Regions from separate parts of the Homo sapiens genome. Here all the other regions are linked to region 1. Evidence: chromatin loops called from intact Hi-C (ENCODE). Cell type or tissue: K562. All regions are shown on one strand. Region 1 holds the start of TRA-AGC2-1 (tRNA-Ala (anticodon AGC) 2-1). Region 2 has its middle 13 kb from the start of TRA-CGC2-1. Region 3 has its middle 7.9 kb from the start of TRF-GAA5-1. Region 4 overlaps OR2H2 (olfactory receptor family 2 subfamily H member 2).

Region 1 (5,000 bases):
GAATGTTTCACAGGTACTACAAAAGAATGTGGTGCGGAGAGAGAGGTATACCGGACCCGAACTCTCTCGCCACACTCTTCCTCGTTCCTTGATTATTTCCGGTAATGCTCCTGAATCCACATTTTTATGAAAAAAAAAAAACCACTTTATTCTTCTTGTATGCGACCCTCTGCAAACTGTTTTTTTTAAATAAAGTATTCAAGTATGATTGACGTCCCTTTAATCTCAGATGGGCTGATAATAGGATTGGATAATTCTGTTATTCACCACATCCCCTTATCTTGTCTTTCTGCCCATTTAAGCTACTCTCCCAGTGTTGGCTGAGACCCTGTGGGTTCCTTGGGCTGGGAGGCAGAAGCCCGGAGCTCAGAGGATGAGGTTGGTGAGCCAGACCCGGCACACGGAGGGCTTGATGAATCGTTCATGCGCGTGTTGAGTGTATACCGCCCTCGTATCGTTTTCTGCCAATCGGGACCGGACCGGGAGCGGATTCTGCCCGAAAGGGGGCGCGATCTGGCGGGTGCTCCTCTTCCTCGCTCCCCAGTCCGCGCCTCGCTGGGCTCAGCACCCCGGCCCCCGGCGGGACGGAGGCTCGGGTCCAAAGCAGTGGCTGCACCGACACGAACCCGTCTGCGTTTCTCCACCTGTCTTCCCTCGCCACCTGCATCTACTATGGTCTCTAAATGCCTCGCTTTGTACTTTGTGGCTTTCTGGCAGCCCTTTAAAGCAGCGGTGAAAGAAAGGAGAGAGTCAAGACACGGGAGAAAATGTTTCATCCCGGGTTCTTCTAGTGGTGCCCGGTAAGTGACTCCGGACTGACGAGCAGAAAAATCCCAGGGCCATCAATAGAGGGCCTTCGGTGTAGAATGCGGTTTGCTCAGCTGTCAGCAAAGAGGGACGCAAAACCTAAATTTGAGATATCAGAAATAACTAAATAAAATAGACCTTGGCTGATTACAACTAATGGTTCTGAAACCTAGCAAAAGGGTCAGATTCTGATCTTGAATATACTCTCGAGAGAACCGTTTCAGTACGGGGGTGTAGCTCAGTGGTAGAGCGCGTGCTTAGCATGCACGAGGCCCCGGGTTCAATCCCCGGCACCTCCATTCCTTTTGCTTTTAATTTTTTTCCCATTGCTTTACTTTATTTTCCTTGCTTAAACAGAAAGTAACCCTATTTCACAACGGTTTTGCCATTAATATTAGTGCTGTTCCATTTCTACTCCTCAGCCTTGACACGACTCGGGGGACTGCCTAAGCAAAAGGTGGAAAAGATGGAGCTGGAAGACAAAGACGGCTCCGGATTCCAAAACTTCAATGGCGTCGCCAAATTGACGAGCTCATTAACCTTTGGAGTATTGTTATTTAAAAAGTAGGAAATAAAAGATAAATGTGGAAATATTTAATAAAAGAAAAACGTAAGCTCTCAATTTTCTTTATTACTTTTTTTTTTTTGAGACGGAGTCTCTCGCTCTGTCGCCCAGTGGCACGATCTTGGCTCACTGCAAGCTCCGCCTCCCGGGTTTACGCCATTCTTCTGCCTCAGCCTCCCGAGTAGCCGGGACTACAGGCGCCCGTCACCACGCCCGGCTAATTTTTTCTATTTTTTTGGTAGAGACAGGGTTTCACCGTGTTAGCCAGGATGGTCGCGATCTCCTGACCTCGTGATCCTCCCGCCTCGGCCTCCCACAGTGCTGGGATTACAGGAGTAAGCCACCACCGCTCCCAGCCGATTTCCTTTATTTTTTTTCTGGTCCTTGTTTAGCCATGATCCATCGCAGGCTGAGCCCTGACAAACGCAAAGCCTTCCAAACTGGGAAATTGAGAAAGTTATTTTCATCAATGAATGTAGAGGCGTCACACTTCTGCCGAAATAGCTCCACTGGGAAGCATGCTCTGCTGAAGATCTCAAAGTTCACGGACTGATTTCCAGTTTTATTCTGTCTTCACTCCTGCCGGATAATTTGACTTCCCTTAGATGACGTTACAGAAGTAATTTTACCTAAGACAGGTGCGCCCTCTATCGTAAGGATATCTTTCAGACTCTTGGTCCACACAAGAGTTGGTGGCACCGGAGAGCTTGTTAGAAGAGCGAAATCTCAGCTTCACCTCAGACGTACTGAACCAGAAGTAGCAATTTAACAAGATCCACAAGAGATTCTTTTGCACATTTAAGAAGCAATATGACGTGCTTTGACGTGGATGGAGTAAGGGTGTATAGTATAAATACGCGGCTGTGTTTTTTCCCCCAATTTTCTATTCTAACAGAAAACATAATTGCAAAAAATATATATTTCTATTGCTGAATCATTTTTGTGTTCTAATCATTGACTCTGTTCCTTGCCTCTCTGGCAATATTGTACTTAGTAATATTTTTTGAATCACTATTCATGATTGAATATGATGTGAAGTTTTCATTTTCTTTTTTTTTTTTCTTGAGACGGAGTCTCACTCTGTCGTCCAGGTTGGAGTGCAGTGGCGCGATCTCGACTCACTGCAACCTCCGCCTCCCGGGTTCAAGCGATTCTCCTGCCTCAGCATCCCGAGTAACTGGGACAACAAGCGCGCGCCACCGCGCCCGGCTAATTTTTTATATTTTTTTTAGGGACGGGGTTTCACCATATTGGCCAGGCTGGTCTCGAACTCCTGACCTCATGATCCGCCCGCCTCGCAAAGTGCTGGGATTACAGGCATGAGCCACCACTCCCGGCCTTTATTTTCTTTTTCGCAAGTTTTGCAATAAAGGCTGTGCTAACTTCTAATGTAAACTGGGAAGTTTGTATCCTTGCTCTGAAACATTTTAAATAGAATAAGACCTTGTAATCATTCCAGAATACACAGCCCTCTTCTCATCAGCTACCACCAAATCTTCAAGAACTTTTGTATTAACACCACTTTGTATTCTAAGCCCTGTGATAGATTTTAAAGATCCAAAACCCTTTGCTAACCCTAATGAAAGTGTGAGCTGAAGGATATCTCAAGAATTGGGAAATCCTTGGTTTCCGATATAATATCAGGCCACCTCTGTCCCTGTGAAGTGATTAGGAAATTTTCAATGGAGAAAATAAGTTCCAAAAGTCATTCTTTCTCAGATTAAGATGTCTTGGGTTTCAGTTTACTTCTTTAAAGAAAGATTCAGAGTTAGTACTGAGGACCCAGACTTTCTTGATGTGGGAAATAGATAATTTTCTGTTCTGTTGACATTTTTTCTCTCTCTTCTCTCATTTTCAAAGTACAGTTCCACAATGTCTCTTTGCCACTTATACTCACTGTGGCAGAAAAAAATTATTCACAGGCTTCAATCATGGGAATCAATTTGCAAAGGAATATAGTAAAAGCATGAGGAAAATTATCATGAATTATTACCATTGCTTTATGCTAGGGCTCAGGCCCAAATGGAAATATTTTTTTCTGCTCCCCACAATAGACTTCTTTAAGGAAGTCCACCTCTGTAATTTAGGGTAGAAATGGATAGGATGCAAAAACCAAGAGTTTAATATAAGAAAGCTATAGAAAATATAGGATGGAGATTTCAAAAACATCTTGGGACAATGAAAACAAATGACATATGACAGATAGAAGTACTTCTTTGAGAGCAAACAGTGCCTATCTTTGGCCTAGGACAATAGTGAATCATTTTAAGGTACATTGTAGATGAATTTTGGAAATTCAACTATATTTTATTTTGGGGTTGTATACTTCAATGAGATCATATTTTAAAAAAATTTTTCTCCACAGAGAAATTAAGGACCTCTTTCAAAAATCAGCTGGGCATGGTGGCGACCACCTGTAATCACTGCTACTTGGGAGGCTGAGGCAGGAGAATTGCTTGAACCTCGGAGGCGGAGGTTGCAGTGAGCCAAGATCATGCCACTGCACTCCAGCCTGGGTGACACAATGAGACTCCATCTCAAAAAAAAAAAAAAAAAATTAAGGACTTCTGAGAGGAATGAGGACGTGGCCATGCGTGAGACCCTGGGTGAATGTGTGGGAAGCGGCAGGTGGGCAGGACCATTGGCTGCACAGTGATATGGAAGCAGACACAATCCATCAGGCCATGTAGTCAATCTGACTCAAAAGGTAGAGTTTTATTCTTTTCAAAGACATATTTAATTGAAGAAAAAAGATTATTTAACCCTTTACTGTCTAGTTCAGGAATTCTTTTTTAATATTCAATCAAGGTGGGAGACTTACAACAGTGTAATCAAACCTCCCTCTCCCTGTCAACAAATCAAGATGTAAATCCCAAAGAATATAGAGTGAATTCAATTTCTAGATTATCATATAAGAGCTCCTTACATGAAAACTATTACTCCACCTTTTTGTCAACTTTAAGAAAACAGTACTCAACCAGTTACAATCTTCTCTCTGGTTGTAGATTGTCTAGAGATGTCATTCGCATGTCTGCAGGCTCCCTGAGCAGAGTAATTGAGTATGAATGAGTTCTATCTCCTGAGATAAATGGTTGGTTCATCAGAAAAATCTCATATATTTGGAACTCATCCTATGTCTCCCCATGCATAGATATTTCTGAATGCTTACAGAAACTTAAACAATTCTCACAGTGTTCTCTGTACTTTGGGGCAAACAGAAAAAAAAAAAAAAAGAAACACCTCCTTGTGGGGAACTTCTGGTAATCTAACTGGTATCTTGGTTTCTTCAGGTGCAAGTTAGAGAATAATTACATGATGACTCTGGAAACAACTTTCACACCATCAAACAGTCTAGATAATTTTCTTTCTTTCTTTCTTTCTTTCTTTTTTTTTTTTTTTTTGAGACAGAGTCTTGCTCTGTCGCCCAGGCTGGAGTGCAGTAGCGCGATCTCGGCTCACTGCAAGCACCGCCTCCTGGGTTCACGCCATTCTCCTGCCTCAGCCTCCCGAGTAGCTGGGACTACAGGCGCCCTCCACTACACCTGGCTAATTTTTTGTTTTTTGTTTTTTTTTTTAAGTAGAGACGGGGTTTCACCGTGTTAGCCAGGATGGTCTCGGTCTCCTGACC
Region 2 (5,000 bases), 150 kb after region 1:
TAGTCTGATATCTATAAATGTTTAAAACATTTAAAGTATAGAGTGCTAGATTAAGTTGCATCTGAGGAATGGTACACTCCTTACTGTCTCCCCCTTCTTTTTGTTTAACTAATTGAGTTTTGAGTGTTCTATTAGTTGTTTCAACTATGGCCTGTCCTTGGGAATTATAGGGAATTCCTGTTGTATGTGTAATTTTCCACTGATATAAGATTTTTTGGATTTTGGAAAGCTTTACTACAGTATCCTGGTCCATTGTCAGTTTTAATTTTTTCTGGAACTCCCATTACAGCAAAACGAGATAATAACTGTTTTTTTTTAACATGGGAAGTACTTTCTCCTCTCTGGCAGGTTGCCCATATGAAATGTGAATAAGTGTCAACTGTTACATGGACACATGATAATCTTCCAAATGAAGGTACATGCGTGACACCCATTTGCCATAACGCATTGGGACACAGACCTCTGGGATTAACTCCTACCTCTTGAGTGGGCAGGTGTAGGATTTGACACTGGGTGCAATGTTGTACAATATTTTTTGCCTGTTTCCATGTGACATCAAATTTGTTTTTTAATCCTGCTGCATTTACATGAGTCAAAGCATGAAGTTCTTGTGCTTTTATGAATGCAGATGATACCAGTAAGTCAGCTTGTTCATTTGCTTTAGTTAAAGGCCCTGGTAAATTAGTGTGTGCTCGAATATGAGTAATATAAAATGGGAAATTTCTTTTTCTTACAGTTTGTTGTAATAAATTGAACAGCTAGTTTAACTGATCGTCCATGCTATATTTAATTAGAGCTGTCTCAACATCCCTTGTAGCCTGTACTACATATGCAGAATCTGATACAATATTAATAGGTTGATCAAAATCTTATAGCACTATAATGACTGCAGCCAACTCTGCTCTTTGAGCCGATTGATATTGAATTTTGATTACTTGCTCTTTTGGCCCTGTGTAAGCCGCTTTCCCATTGCTGGAACCATCAGTAAACACTGTCAGAGCATTTTTTAAAGATTCATGTCTGGTAATTTTAGGTAAAATCCAAGTAGTCAATTTTAAAAACTGGAAGATTTTTGTTTTTGGGTAATGATTATCAATAATTCCCATAAAATCAGCAAGACCAATCTGCCATGCACCCGAATTAATAAAGGCTTGTCTAACTTGTTCCTTGGTTAAAGGAACAACTATTTTGTCTGGGTCGTTTCCACAGAATTTTATTATTTGTAATCTTGCCTGACCAATTAATGTAGCTATTTGATCCGAGTACAACGTAAAAGTCTTCATTGTACTGTGAGGAAGGAATGACCAATCCACAAGATCAGTATTTTGAACAATGATGCCTGTTGGAGAATGTGCAGGAGCAAAAATCAAAAGTTGGAGTGGGGCTAAGGGATCTGAAGGGGTGGCCTGCCCCTCCACACCTGTGGGTGTTTCTCATCAGGTGGGATGAGAAGCTAAGAAAAGAAATAAGACACAGAGACAAAGTATAGAGAAAGAAAAGTGGGCCCAGGGGACCGGCGCTCAGCATATGGAGGACCCGTGCCGCCGGTACTGGTCTCTGAGTTCCCTCAGTATTTATTGTTCACTATCTCTACCATCTCGGAGAAGGGGATGTGGCGGGACTATAGGGTAATGGTGGGGAGAGGGTCAGCAGGAAAAAATGTGAACAAAGATCTCTGTGTCATAAATAAGTTTAAGGAAAAGTGCTGTGCCTTGATGTGCACATAGGCCAGATTTATGTTTGACTTTACACAAACATCTTGGTGCATTAAGGAACAGTATTGCCGCCAGCATTTCTAACCTCCAGCCATAAGGCGGTTTTCTCTATCTCAGTAACTGGAACGTACGATTGGGTTTTACACCGAGACATTCCATTCCCAGGGAGGAGCAGGAGACAGATGCCTTCCTCTTATCTCAACTGCAAAGAGGACTTCCTCTTTTACTAATCCTCCTCAGCACAGACCCTTTATGGGTGTCTTGGGGACGGTCAGGTCTTTCCCTTCCCACAAGGCCATATCTCAGGCTATCACATGGGGAGAAACCTTGGACAATACCTGGCTTTCCTAGGCAGAGGTGCCTGCAGTGTATTGTGTCCATGGGTACTTGAGGTTAGAGAATGATGATGACTTTTAACAAGCATACTACCTTCAAGCACTTTTTTAACAAAGCACATCCTGCACAGCTCTAAATCCATTAAACCTTGAGTCAACACAGCATATGTCTCTGCAAGCACAGGGTTGGGGCTAGGGTTATAGATTAACAGCATCTCAAGGCAGAAGAATTTCTCTTAGTATGGAACAAAATGGAGTCTCTTATGTCTACTTCTTTTTACATAGATACAGTCACAGTCTGATCTCTCTTTTCCCCACAGGGATCTATTCTATTTATTTGCGCTGACTGAATTTTTTCTTCCACTTATTTAATTTCTTTTGTTGCCTCTGGGGTTAGTATTCTTTTACTATTTAAGTCTAGGTCTCCTCTTAAGATGGAGAACAAATATGACATGGCATAAGTAGGAATGCCTAGAGTTGGCCGAATCCAGTTAGTACCTGCTAGCAATTTTTGAAAGTCATTTAATGTTTTTAATGTGTCTTTTCTTATTTCTATTTTTTGTGGCTTAATTTTTCTATTTTCTATCTGCATACCTAAATAATGAAAAGGAGTAGAGGTCTAAATCTTATCAGATGCTATTGCCAGTCCTGCGTTGGCAACCTCTGCTTGCAGAAATGTGTAACAGTCAATTAATTTGTCTCTCGTTTCTGCAGCACATAAAATATCATCAACATAATGAATGATATAACAGTCTGAAAACTTATCTCTAACTGGTTGAAGAGCTTGATCTAGGAAAGTCTGACAAATTGTTGGACTATTAAGCATTCCCTGAGGTAACACTTTCCACTGAAACCTGGTGGCTGGTTCTTTATTATTTATAGCTGGTATAGTAAAGGCAAATTTTTCAAAATCCTGCTCCTCCAGAGGAATGGTAAAAAAGCAATCCTTCAGATCAATTATAATTAAAGGCCAGTCTTTTGGGATCATGGCCGGAGAGGGCAACCCGGGTTGGAGATGCCCCTTGGGTTGAATTACGGCATTTACGGCCCTTAAGTCAGTTAACATACGCCATCTGCCGGATGTTTTCTGAATTACAAACACAGGAGAATTCCAAGGCGAGAATGAGAGAATGAAGGCTCAATATGTCCTCTTTCGAATTGCTCCTTTGCTAATAAATGTAAAGCCTCCAGTTTTTGTTTTCGTAGTGGCCACTGATTTACCCATACCGGTTTTTCTGTTTTCCAAGTTAATGGAATGCGTTTAGGAGGCTCTACAGTGGTAGCCCCTAAAAAGGATACCCTATTCCTTTTCTTTCTCGATTTTTGTCACTCTGAATTGGGACTTTAATGCCATTTTCATTTTTTCCTAGTCCCTTTCCTGGTATATATCCATTTTAGTCATGATTTTTTGACTTGTGGGGCTGTATAATGGAGCCGGCATAGTGATTTCTGCACCCCATTGTTGTAATAAATGACCCCACGGATTAACAGGAAATGAAGTAATCATTGGCTGAACAGTACTTTCTTGATTATTCGGCCCTGAACAATGCAAAATCATAGTAATTTGATACACTTCTGAGGCAGTGCCTATGCTGACAAGTCCTGTAACAGCCTTTTGTTTAGGCCAATTTTTTGGCCACTGATTTAAAGCAATGATAGAGACATCTGCTCCAGTGTCTACTAACCCTTCAAACTGTTTTTTTTGAATAATGGCCTTACACACAGGTCTGCTCTCTGAGACTTGACTTGCCCAATATGCAGCCTTTCCTGCCAGATCAGTGCTTCCAAACCCTCCTGTTCTTTTATCTCACTGTTTCCAACTTTAATATAAGGCAGGAGTAATAATTTAACAATCCTGTCTCCTGGATTGCCACTCCAAGGAATTGAGGAGCTAATAGCCAATTGAATTTCACCTTCATAGTTTGACTCAACCACACCAGTATGAATTTGAACTCCCTTTAGATTTAGACTGGATCTTCCTAAGATTAGTCCTACCGTCCCCTCAGGCAGTGGGCCATATACCCCTGTGGAGATTTTTTGTGGGGGCTCCCCTGGAAGCAGAGAGACTGCTTGCATAGTACATAAATCTACTGCTGCATTGCCACTTGTGGCGGGGGACAATTGCTGTATTGTGGTAACTGGCTCATTCGCTGAGGCATTTGTGACAGTGGGGGTTGTCTGTGAAAACCCTGAGGAAAAAAGGGCTGAATTGGGAATGCCTCAGTTTGTTGTGGGGCCTGAGGCTGGCCCCTCTTCTCATTTCCCCACAATGGTTGCCCACTTTTATCAAATTTAGAAGGACATGGATTATCCCAATGTTTTCCTTTTTTACATCTTGGACATAAGTCAGGTGGCTCTATCTGTTGTTGTAGTAGCTTGAATATTTTGTTTGAGGCTGGGCAATTTTTTTAGATGAACAATTTGTCCACAATTATAACATTTTCCCCCAAATGTTCTAACTTATCGTCCTAAAGCAACTCCCGTTGTTGCTTGAGTCATAAGCATAACTTTATGCATAGCTCCTCCAATTCCATCACAGGCTTTTACATACTATGAGATTACATCTGATCCTGCTGGGACCTTTCCTTTTAATGGCTTAATGGCTGATTGACACTCAGGATTGGCGTTTTCCTATGCCATCAACTCCACTATGACCTTACAGGCATTCTCATCGGTGATTGACTTGGAGCCTTGCCGCAAAATCAGGCTAGGTCTCTTTAGAGCCTTGTTTTATTGTATTGAATGAGGGGAAGGCGGTTCCTGGGTCTTGGATTTTTTTCCCAGGCTCTAAGGCATATAGCTCTAACTTGCTTAATGGCCTCATTTTGCATTATTGCTTGTTGATTGGTAGTGCTCCAATTTTGACCTGTTCCTAATAGTTGATCTGCATCTATGTTAACTGGAGGATTGGCAGCCCTATTTTTTTGGATCTGTTCTTGTGCCCCATCAA
Region 3 (5,000 bases), 65 kb after region 1:
GGTGTTGTTACGGGAACGGGAACGAGTGTGAGGAACATTCGCCTGTTTGGGATTTCTGGCACCATGAAGATTGCTGGCATTTAGATTGTCATACCCCATGTCCAAGTGACTGGGCCACCTCCAGACTAAACCGGTGGTAGGTTCAAAATAGCCACCCTGCAGACCTCCTTGCTCACCTCTTTTGTCATCCCGTAACTTTTTCTGTGCCCTTAAATACGGCACTGTGCAGAGAAACCTACGCCCGTACCACTTTACTTCGTTTAAACCCTTATTCTATTCCTCTGTGGCTACTCTCCTACCCTAGGAAAGATCCGAGTGGCCCTTTTTCCTCCTCATCCCTACCACTTACCCCGTACATCTCGTTTTCCCGTGTCACAGCAAGTTCAGCGTCTCCAGGACTTGGCTCTGCTCTCACTCCTCAAACTCTTAAAAGAAAAGGCCGAATTTGAGCTATTTGCCTTTGAGTCGTGGAGACACCAAAAGTATTTAGGCTACAGGTCCAGGGAAAGAGGGAGGACGCCTAGGTCCATCCAGCCAAGGAGACCTAAGGTTGGCCTCTAGTCCTCCTCCCTCAATCTTGGATAATTATTCTTTTTTTTTTTGAGACAGTCTTCTCTGTCGCCCAGGCTGGAGTGCAGTGGCGCGATCTCAGCTCACTGCAAGCTCCGCCTCCCAGGTTCAGGCCACTCTTCTGCCTCAGCCTCCCAAGTAGCTGGGACTACAGACACCCGTCACCACACCCAGCTAATTTTTTGTATTTTTAGTAGAGACGGGGTTTCACCGTGTTAGCCAGGATGGTCTCGATCTCCTGACCTCGTGATTCGCCCGCCTCAGCCTCCCAAAGTGCTGGGATTACAGGCGTGAGCCACTGCGCCCGACCTCCCTCAATCTTAAAGCTAGTTAACCGTCCTGTGGCAAGTAGTGTGAGCTATTGTTGTCTTTCGGCTCCTTCTGGTTATGTTAATTCTGTTCTTCCGATACTCCAGCCCCCTAGGGAATGAGTTTTTCTGTCCGTGCTGGGTTTGATATCCCTGCTCAAACCTTGTCAAACTGCCTCCAAAAATGGGAAACTCCTCTTCCCGGCCCTGTAAGGATTGGAGCCCCCTCCAATGTATGCTGCAGAATTTTTCTCTAGGCTTCTCAGAGGATTATGGGGTCCGCCTTTAAAAAGGCAAACTCCGGACACTCTGCGAAGTAGAATGGCCAAAGTTTGGAGTCGGATGGCCCCCAGTAGGGTCACTGAACCTAGCAATTGTTCAGGCTGTGTGGCGGGTTGTTGCTGGAACTCCCGGCCACCCCGATCAGTTTCCCCACATTGATCAATGGCTGAGTTTGGTCAGAAGCTCCCCACCATGGCTCCGCTCATGCGCCATTCATAATTCTGCCTCCAAGGTCGTTTTGAGCCAGACCGCACTTCCGCCTGGACCCTCAGTCTGTTCGGCTCACCCTGTACTGCCTCCCTCTGAAGAAGAGGAGAGTCTCCCCCACTCAGTTCCGCCGCCTTATAACCGTCCTGCTCCCTTAGAATCTTCCCTTGTCTCCTCGACTACATCCCCTGTAGGCTCGCCGCCTATTGCCTCTCGATTGCGGCCGCGGCAGGAGGAAGTAGCCCCCCCTCTACCGCGGAAAGAAGCACAAGTCCCTCCGGGTGATGAGCGCTCAGCCCCATTCTTGGTTTATGTCCCTTTTTCTCCTTCTGACCTCTGTAACTGGAAGGCTCATAATCCTCCCTTCTCTGAAAAGCCCCAGGTCTTGATCTCACTGATGGAGTCTGTGCTCCGGACCCATCGGCCCACCTGGGATGACTGTCAGCAGCTCCTTTTGACCCTTTTTACCTCTGAAGAGAGGGAACATATCCGAAGAGAGGCCAGAAAGTATTTCCTCACATCAGCCAATAGGCCAGAGGAGGAAGCTAGAGACTTTCTTGAGGAGGTCTTTCCCTCTACCCGGCCTAACTGGCACACGAATTCCTCGGGTAGGAAGAAAGCTTTGGACGATTTTCACCGGTATCTCCTTGCAGGTATCAAAGGAGCTGCTCAGAAACCCATAAACTTGTCTAAGATGACTGAAGTCGCACAGGGCCTGATGAGTCACCGGGAGCGTTTTTAGAACGCCTCCAGGAGGCCTATCGGACTTACACCTCTTTTGACCCGGCGGCTCCCGAAAATAGCCGTGCTCTTAATTTGGCATTTGTGGCTCAGGCAGCCCCTGATATTAAAAGAAAACTCCAAAAACTGGAGGGATTTCCTGGGATGAATATCACTCAGCTTTTAGAGATAGCCCAAAAAGTTTTTGACAATCGAGAGTTTGAAAAAAGAAAACAAACAGCACAGGCAGCAGCTGATAAAGCATACAAAAGACAAGCAAAAATCTTAGCTGCGGCCATCGGAGAGGTCAAGAAGGGAAGGCCCCCATCACAGAGGAATAGCCAGGGAACCTCAGGTCCCTACCAGAAGGGCAAAAGAGGAGAACAGGCTCCCCTAGAAAAGGACAAATGTGCTTATTGCAAGCAGACTGGGCACTGGAAAAAGGAATGCCCACTACGGCCAGAGGAAAAATCAGAAAAGAAAAAGGCCCTCACCCTCCCCGCAACGGAAGAGTCTGATGACTGATGGAGCCAGGACTCCCTCTCTCTTGGCCCCCAGGAGCCCACGGTGACCGCTACAGTGAGGGGCCAGCCTGTACGCTTCCTAGTAGCTACCGGGGCGGAGCACTCGGTACTACAGACCCCCTTGGGCAGTGTCTCTAATAAAAGAGTGGCTGTACAAAGGTCTACTGGAGCTATTCAGGAATATCCTGTCACACACTCACGAGAAGTGAGCTTGGGACAGAAAAGAGTGAGACAGTCATTTCTTGTGGTTCCAGAGTGTCCTTTTCCTCTCCTCGGAGGAGATCTGCTCCATAAGTTACAGGCCTCTATCTCCTTCTCAGCCCAGCAGGCTAACGTCATGCTAGGAAATACAGCGCCCCCCACTGCCCAACTCCTGCTAACTACCCCTCTGTCAGAGGAAAATCTTTTAGTGTCACCATCACAACCACTGGAAAATAATACTAATCCTCTCCTGTTGGACTTACAGACACTCTTTCCCAGAGTTTGGGCCAGTCAAACCCCCCAGGACTGGCTAAACACCATCCACCAGTGGTTGTAGAACTCCTGGCCACTGCCTTGCCTGTCCAGGTAAAGCAATATCCTATGAGTCAGCAGGCTAGACAGGAGATTAATCCCCATATTCAATGACTGTTACAAGCTGGCATACTCACACCGTGTCAGTCCGCCTGGAATATTCCATTTTTGCCGGTCCAGAAACCCGGAACGAATGATTACCAGCCGGTACAGGACTTAAGGGAAGTTAACAAACAGACTGTTACTGTCCATCCAACTGTCCCCAATCCTTATACTCTACTCAACCTGCTCCCGCCAGAACTTACAGTATATACACTGTCCTTGACCTAAAGGATGCCTTCCTTGCTATTTCTCTGGCCCCCAAGAGCCAACTGATCTTTGCTTTTGAATGGACAGATCCTAGCTCAGGAGACACTACCCAATTGACTTGGACTCAGTTACCTCAAGGTTTTAAAAATTCCCCCACCCTTTTTGGAGAGGCCCTCCAGCAGGATCCTATACCATTCCAAGCTAGTCACCTTAACTGTACTCTTCTTCAGTAGGTGGACAACCTTTTATTAGCTACTGAAACTAAAGACAGTTGCCTGCAACATACTAGGGACCTACTTTACCTCCTTCAGGAGCTCGGGTATCGAGTCTCAGCCAAGAAGGTCCAGCTTTGTCTTCCCACAGTGTCCTACCTAGGATACGACATAAGCCAAGGAAAAAGGGCACTCACCAGTGCCCGGAAAGAAGCCATCCTACGAATCCCCACTCCCACCACCAAGAGACAGGTACGTGAATTCCTGGGGGCCGTAGGATACTGTCGCCTATGGATGTCGGGGTTCGCGGAGATTGCGAAGCCCCTGTACACTGCTACAGGAGGGAATAGCCGGCTAGTTTAGATGGACACAGAAGAACAGGCTTTTCAAAATCTGAAAAAGGCATTAACTGAAGCCCCTGCTCCAGCCCTCCCAAATATCCCAGAGCCGTTTCACCTGTTTGTCCACGAAAGCCAGGGAGTTGCTAAGGGGGTGCTTACTCAGACTTTAGGACCCTGGAGATGCCCAGTGGCCTATTTGTCTAAGAGGCTGGATCCTGTGGCCTCTGGATGGCCAACTTGTCTGCGAGTCATAGTGGCAACAGCAAGCCTAGTCTAAGAGGCTGATAAGTTAACTCTAGGTCAAAATTTAACCTTTACCGCTCCTCATGCCGTAGAGACTTTATTACGAAGTGCTTCTGGCAAATGGATGTCAAATGCTCGCATCCTGCAGTATCAGAGTTTACTGTTAGATCAGCCTCGTTTGACTTTCTCTCCCAGAAGGTGTTTAAATCCAGCTACTTTACTCCCTGATCCAGACTTCACTACACCTGTCCATGACTGCCAGGAACTGTTAGAAACTACAGAAACTGGCCCACCTGATCTCCAAGATGTGCCCCTAAAGAAGGTGGACGCCGCCATGTTTACAGGCGGTAGCAGCTTTCTCAAAACAGGGAGTACGAAAGGCTGGTGCAGCCATTACTACAAAGACAGATGTGCTATGGGCCCAGGCTTTACCGGCAAATACCTCGGCACAAAAAGCTGAATTGATCGCCCTCACTCAGGCTCTCCGATGGGGTAAGGATAAACTTATTAACATTTACACTGACAGCAGGTATGCTTTAACTACTGTACATGTACATGGAGCCATCTATCAGGAGCGTGGGCACCTCAGCAGGAAAGACTATCAAAAACAAAGAAGAAATTCTAGCCCTGCTTGAAGCCGTATGGCTCCCTCAGCAGGTGGCTGTAATCCACTGCAAAGGACATCCAGGAGAAAACACGGCCATTGCCCGTGGTAACCAGAAAGCTGACTCAGCGGCCCGGGATGCAGCCAGACTTCCAGTCATGCCTCTA
Region 4 (5,000 bases), 750 kb before region 1:
TCTTAGGCTGCTATTACCTTGTTGCTTTTCAAGTTGCTACTTATTTCTCAGAGCCAGCTAGGTGCCTGGAATTTTCCTTGAAGAAACACAGGATTTTGCTTTATTTCCATGCTTAGGAGTCCCCAAGCCCCTAAAAAGGGGGTCTTTGCATCATCTCATTTCTACACAGTCAGCAAATACTTCTTATTTTGTTTACTCTTCTGTGGTTCAAACCTCTAAGAGGCTTCCATGATCACTGCCGCTCCAAGCACTCACACACATTATTCTTTAATTCTGTATTCCTGTAGACTCTTATTTGCTCCAATTCAGTTGTGTAACTGTCATGTATGCTGGCACTATGTGCCTGACCATCCCTATTTTCACTGGACATTGTGGGGGTTGTGACTGAGTAACTTTATATTGGATTTTCTCACAGAGTATCCAATAGATGACTGTCACATGGAAACAATGAATTTAGGATAAGAGATGTTAGTCCTAAGTCCTATGTTAAACCATTTATTCAACAAAGCAGATTCTTTTAGACTGCTTTATTTAATTCTCTGTTGCATTTCCCCTAGAGTCAGTCTAGAAACGATTTTACTATATACAAACATTATAGCCTCTGGCTGTAGGGAGATGATAAACAGGAGAAAAGTGTAGACATTTCTAGGTGCCAGTAAGAGAAAGCAGATAGAGGGGGTCATGAAAAAAAGGTCTTACTACAGTGATTTGAAAAGTGGAATTAAGCTTAGCCTTACCTGTAGGGCTGAGATTATGATTATGATTATGATTATTTGAGATAGAGTCTCACTGTGTCGCCCTGGCTGGAGTGCAGTGGCATGATCTCGGCTCACTGCAACCTCCGCCTCCCAGGTTCTCCTGCCTTAGCCTCCTAAGTAGCTGGGATTACAGGAGCACGCCACCACGCCAGGCTAGTTTTTTTTTTGTATTTTTAGTAGAGACAGGGTTTCACCATGTTGGTCAGGCTGGTCTCGAACTCCTGACCTCGTGATCCGCCCGCCTTGGCCTCCTAAAGTGCTGGGATTATAGGTGTGAGCCACTGCGCCTGACTGATTAGGATTATTAAATATAAAATGGGGGCTCTACATTAAGATTAGAATATGCTCTAATAACGAGGTCAAGGAGACAATAAGATTAACACAAGGATGGCTAGGATAAAGATTAGGATTATAATAGAATTAATGTTGCTGTTCTGTGCTGATGCCAGGATAAATGTTGAATCAAAATCATTTTATGTTGGAACTAGAAATAAAACTAAGATTTTCCTTTTTCTTATTTTATCGGCGTGTACTCAAAAGGGAATTTGGTATTGCTGCCCTTGCCAGGGAAAAGCTGGGAGACAGCGTATGTGGGATTGGAACCCCAGAACCTTTTATATATTCTCTTTGGAGAGTAAGATTCATTCATTCATTCATTCATTCACTTATACATTTATAAAACTGGGTGCCAATTTTATGCAAAATTCTGGTCCTTGCCTTCTGAGAGCCTGAAATCTAGTGGGTGAACTAAGCCAGAAACACACACACAATGAACTGTAACACAACTTTTTCCAAAAGTTTTATTGTTCTGTTGTTTCTTATGCTTTGAAGTATTTGAAAAACTCTTATTTTAAGGAAGTGAAACCCCTTCGGCTGGGGGATCATTTAGATATAGTTTTAGATTGAAATGATTTCCTCAAAGCTTGTTGAGAAGTTGAAGCTTTTCACCTGGGCCTGGGAGGCATTATTTTTACCAAAAGGCAAGGTTAAGAGCAAGGAGTCTGGAGCCAGTTTTCCTGGGTTCAAATCCTGTCTTGCACATTTGCAAGTGGTAACATAAATTCTGTGTTTTAGTTTTTACCTCTGAAAAAGGATAATAATATTATCTGCTTCATAGTGTTGTTATAAGGGTTAAATAAGTCAATATGTGTAAATTGCAGGGGGTTCCTGACTTTGACCATTTTTTGACTTTATAATAATGCAAAAGAGATACATTCAGTAGAAACCGTACTTTGAGTACCAATATAACCATTCTGTTTTTTCACTTTTAGTACAGTATTCAGTAAATTACATGAGATATTCAAAACTTTATTATAAAATAGACTTTGTATTGAGGATTTTGCTGAACTGTAGGCTAATGTAAGTGTTCTGAGTATGTTTAAGGTAGGCTAGGCTAAGCTATGATGTTTGGTAGGTTAGGTGTATGAAATGCATATTCAACTTACAATATTTTCAGTATATGATAGGTTTTTTGGGAGGTAACATCATTATAAGTCAAGGAGCATCTGTACTTTAAGTGTTACTTGGGTTAACATAACAATTACATAAATGCTTATAGTATCATAACCATATCTATGTCTTTGAGCAAAGTACAGTTCGGATGACCCTGGAGCAGAAGTCTGGGATGTCACATGCAATACCATATTTGGCCGGTAGATGACACCAAGGTCCACAATGTGCCAGCCTAAACATGAAGATATTTTTGTGTCTTTTTGGCTGCTCCTTTACCTGCGATTTGTGGGCATTGTAAGAGAAGAAATAGGACTGAAGAAGCTAAGTTTCCTTTGTAAGGCTCAAGCCTGAAATACTGGGATATTTGATTATGGTGTGAAAGCAACAGTGTGTATTTGAGAGTTGCCTGACTGAAAATTATGGGGCCTGGATTTTAGTTCTGATGCTGTGGACACTGTGTGTTCTTGGGTGAGTTTCCGAACTTAGCTGGGCTTCAGCTTCCCCTTCTCTTTTGCTGTTATTTGAGGAATAAAATAGAATGAGAATACAAAACAGACATATAGTGAAGTGGGAAAAACATGAGGGAGAAGCAAAGAAGATATGGTAGGAATTAGAATTGGAGGTGAAGGAATAGTGGGGATATGGCAAGGGAGGGGAATTAAAAATGGAAGTGATAAAGGTAGGAACATGACTATGGAGGCGAAGACTTAAAGTAGAAAAAAATATAAAATATACTTGATGCCTATAATTTTTCGCATAAAGATACCTCCCTTTACTACATTTCAGTCGCTGTCTCTTGCACACATACATGCACACACACAGACATGTGGCTTTCATCCATTCCCACAATGTAATGGGTGTGAAGAAGGCAGAGGGGCAGGGAACTCAAACTTTCTGATAAAAGCACATAGAATCTCCTCTCTTTTAAAGCACATTAAGCAGCTCTCCCTCAGCTTTGTGTGAGCCCCATTTCCTTCCCCAGCAATCTCCTGAATGCCCTGGTTACCTCCTTGTTCCTCAGGGTGTATATGAGAGGGTTAAGTGAAGGAGTGCCCACTGCATAGAAGAGACCAAAGAACTTGCCCCTCTCTTGGGCATAGGGATTTTTGGGCTGGAGGTAGACAGCAATGACTGAGCTGTAGAAGAGGGTGACCACAGTGAGATGGGAGGAGCAGGTCCCAAAAGCTTTCCTCCGCCCTTTTGCAGAGTTAATCCTCAGCACTGCCCAGGTAATGGCTCCGTAAGAGACAAGGATGAGGCTGAGAGGCACAACCAAGATGAAGACACTGGCAACAGCCACCTGGATCTCATTGTAGGAGGTGTCTTCACAGGAGAGTCGAATTAGAGCTGGGACCTCACAGACAAAATCATCCACCTGCCGATCGGGGCAGAAGGGCAGGTGCAGGGTGGATGGTGTCTGGACCACTGACTCCACTAGCCCAATGACCCAGGCCACAGATGCCAGCTGCCAGCACAGGCGGGGGTGGATGATGGTGGCATAGTGGAGGGGCTGGCAGACAGCCACGTAGCGATCAAAAGCCATCACTGTCAAGAGGATGCACTCAGTTGTCCCCAGGGACAGGAAGATGAAGATCTGGACAGAGCAGTCCAGGAAGCTGATGGTCTTCTTTGGGCCCCAGAGGTTGACCAGCATTTGGGGAACACAACTCGTGGTGAAACAGAGGTCCAAGAAGGAGAGGTTGGAGAGGAAAAAGTACATTGGAGAGTGGAGCTTGGGGTCCAGCGCAGACAGCAGGATGATGAGTGTGTTGCCCACTAGGGTTAGGAGGTAGGAAGTGAGGACAACCACGAAGAGAGTCCTTTCCAGCCCTGGGTGTTCAGAGAAGCCCAGAAGGAGGAAGCCCGGTGTGGAGCTTTGGTTAACCATGGCCTGTTCTTGTTTGTACCTGGAGGGATGAGGCTGTCACTCCAGTGTGATTCAACCTGTCTTATCAAAACTCAGCCTGGGTGTTTGTGAGGTCACAGCAGGTAGGTGTTTCTCTTCTGTCTCTGCTCGCCCAGCCTCCCTTTCCAAGGCTCATCACCATCCAGCAGCTCCTTCTCATTCCCTGTTCTTCCTGGTCAAACATTGTCTAGTGAGAGTGAGGAATCCATGAATGTACTGGACAGCAGATGGATACTCACACTGGTGCCTCTGACTTCCTGGGTGAGGGCAAAGGAGGCTGATTAAAATATGCACTAATTCATTAATTCATTCATTCAGGGGAAATTTATTGAGTGCCACTATGTTCTGAATGCTGTTCTAGAGTTGTCTCTTATCTATTGGATGATCTCGTAAGGTATATTGAATGAATTTTCTGATAAGTTGTCTCTGTAGGCTCAATTATTGCTCTATTGGTTGAATGAATTTTATAGAACTCTGTACATTCCATTTATTTTGTATTTTTTCATTTGCAAGTAAGCTTATCAGAGACAGTGTTTTATCTATGAGAGAGATTTTGTTTTGTTTTAAGATATCCCTACTTATAGAGAGATCAGGTTGGTTGCCCTGGCCTTTTTAGCAACCTAAGTTTCTGAACCAACTGACTTTCAGGGAGGGGTGGAAATTGGTCCACATGCTTCGTCCTTGCCATGAGTAGCTTACAAGTAGGAGGCAAGAGTGGCCACAAGCATGTTAAAATCACCAGGGTTCACAGGAACATTATCGAAAGACTCCAAGAATCACTCTCCCTAAATCTTGTAGTCTTTCAGACACCACCAAAAAGAGAGTCCAAAATTTAAAGGCCAGTAACACCAATGTACTGGGTGAATGAGAGTAAAGGTTCTGTA

What was found. A loop is a pair of places that touch in the nucleus more often than their neighbours do. Peaks named below come from ENCODE experiments on the same cell type or tissue, not always from the same donor. Only the 100,000 strongest peaks of a DNase experiment are listed, where the experiment ranks them.
Region 2: a loop joins it to region 1, with 9 times the contacts of the local background. A loop is called at or near these places in 34 of 110 quality-filtered maps.
Region 3: it touches region 1 in a loop (6-fold over the local background); 3 of 110 quality-filtered maps call a loop at or near these places.
Region 4: it touches region 1 in a loop (7-fold over the local background); 15 of 110 quality-filtered maps call a loop at or near these places.

Annotation. Positions count from the first base shown.
Region 1 is chr6:28,834,550-28,839,549 of GRCh38, reverse strand. TRA-AGC2-1 (tRNA-Ala (anticodon AGC) 2-1) reads left to right here and starts at 1,035; the gene lies at 1,035-1,106. It overlaps LOC124901296 (a long non-coding RNA gene), which reads left to right and starts at 527. Exons shown (of 2, transcript XR_007059539.1): 1 at 527-800; 2 at 1,230-2,309. RefSeq lists enhancers at 247-1,238, 1,239-2,230. In K562, CTCF peaks have their summits at 507 (motif pointing right) and 2,021; DNase peaks (open chromatin) are centred at 509, 1,269 and 2,029; H3K4me3 peaks cover 2,575 bases.
Region 2 is chr6:28,684,751-28,689,750 of GRCh38, reverse strand. No RefSeq gene overlaps it. Among named protein-coding and RNA genes, the nearest start is that of TRA-CGC2-1, 13 kb to the right of the region's middle. In K562, a CTCF peak has its summit at 3,117; DNase peaks (open chromatin) are centred at 1,883 and 3,130; H3K4me3 peaks cover 330 bases.
Region 3 is chr6:28,769,830-28,774,829 of GRCh38, reverse strand. No RefSeq gene overlaps it. Among named protein-coding and RNA genes, the nearest start is that of TRF-GAA5-1, 7.9 kb to the right of the region's middle. In K562, CTCF peaks have their summits at 2,109, 2,975 (motif pointing left) and 4,900; DNase peaks (open chromatin) are centred at 2,089, 2,959 and 4,949.
Region 4 is chr6:29,587,043-29,592,042 of GRCh38, reverse strand. OR2H2 (olfactory receptor family 2 subfamily H member 2) reads right to left here. Exons shown (of 2, transcript NM_007160.4): 2 at 1,543-4,373. The coding sequence starts at 4,098. The coding sequence ends at 3,160. Among named protein-coding and RNA genes, the nearest start is that of OR2H2, 4.4 kb to the right of the region's middle. In K562, a CTCF peak has its summit at 2,412 (motif pointing right); a DNase peak (open chromatin) is centred at 2,392; H3K27me3 peaks cover 354 bases.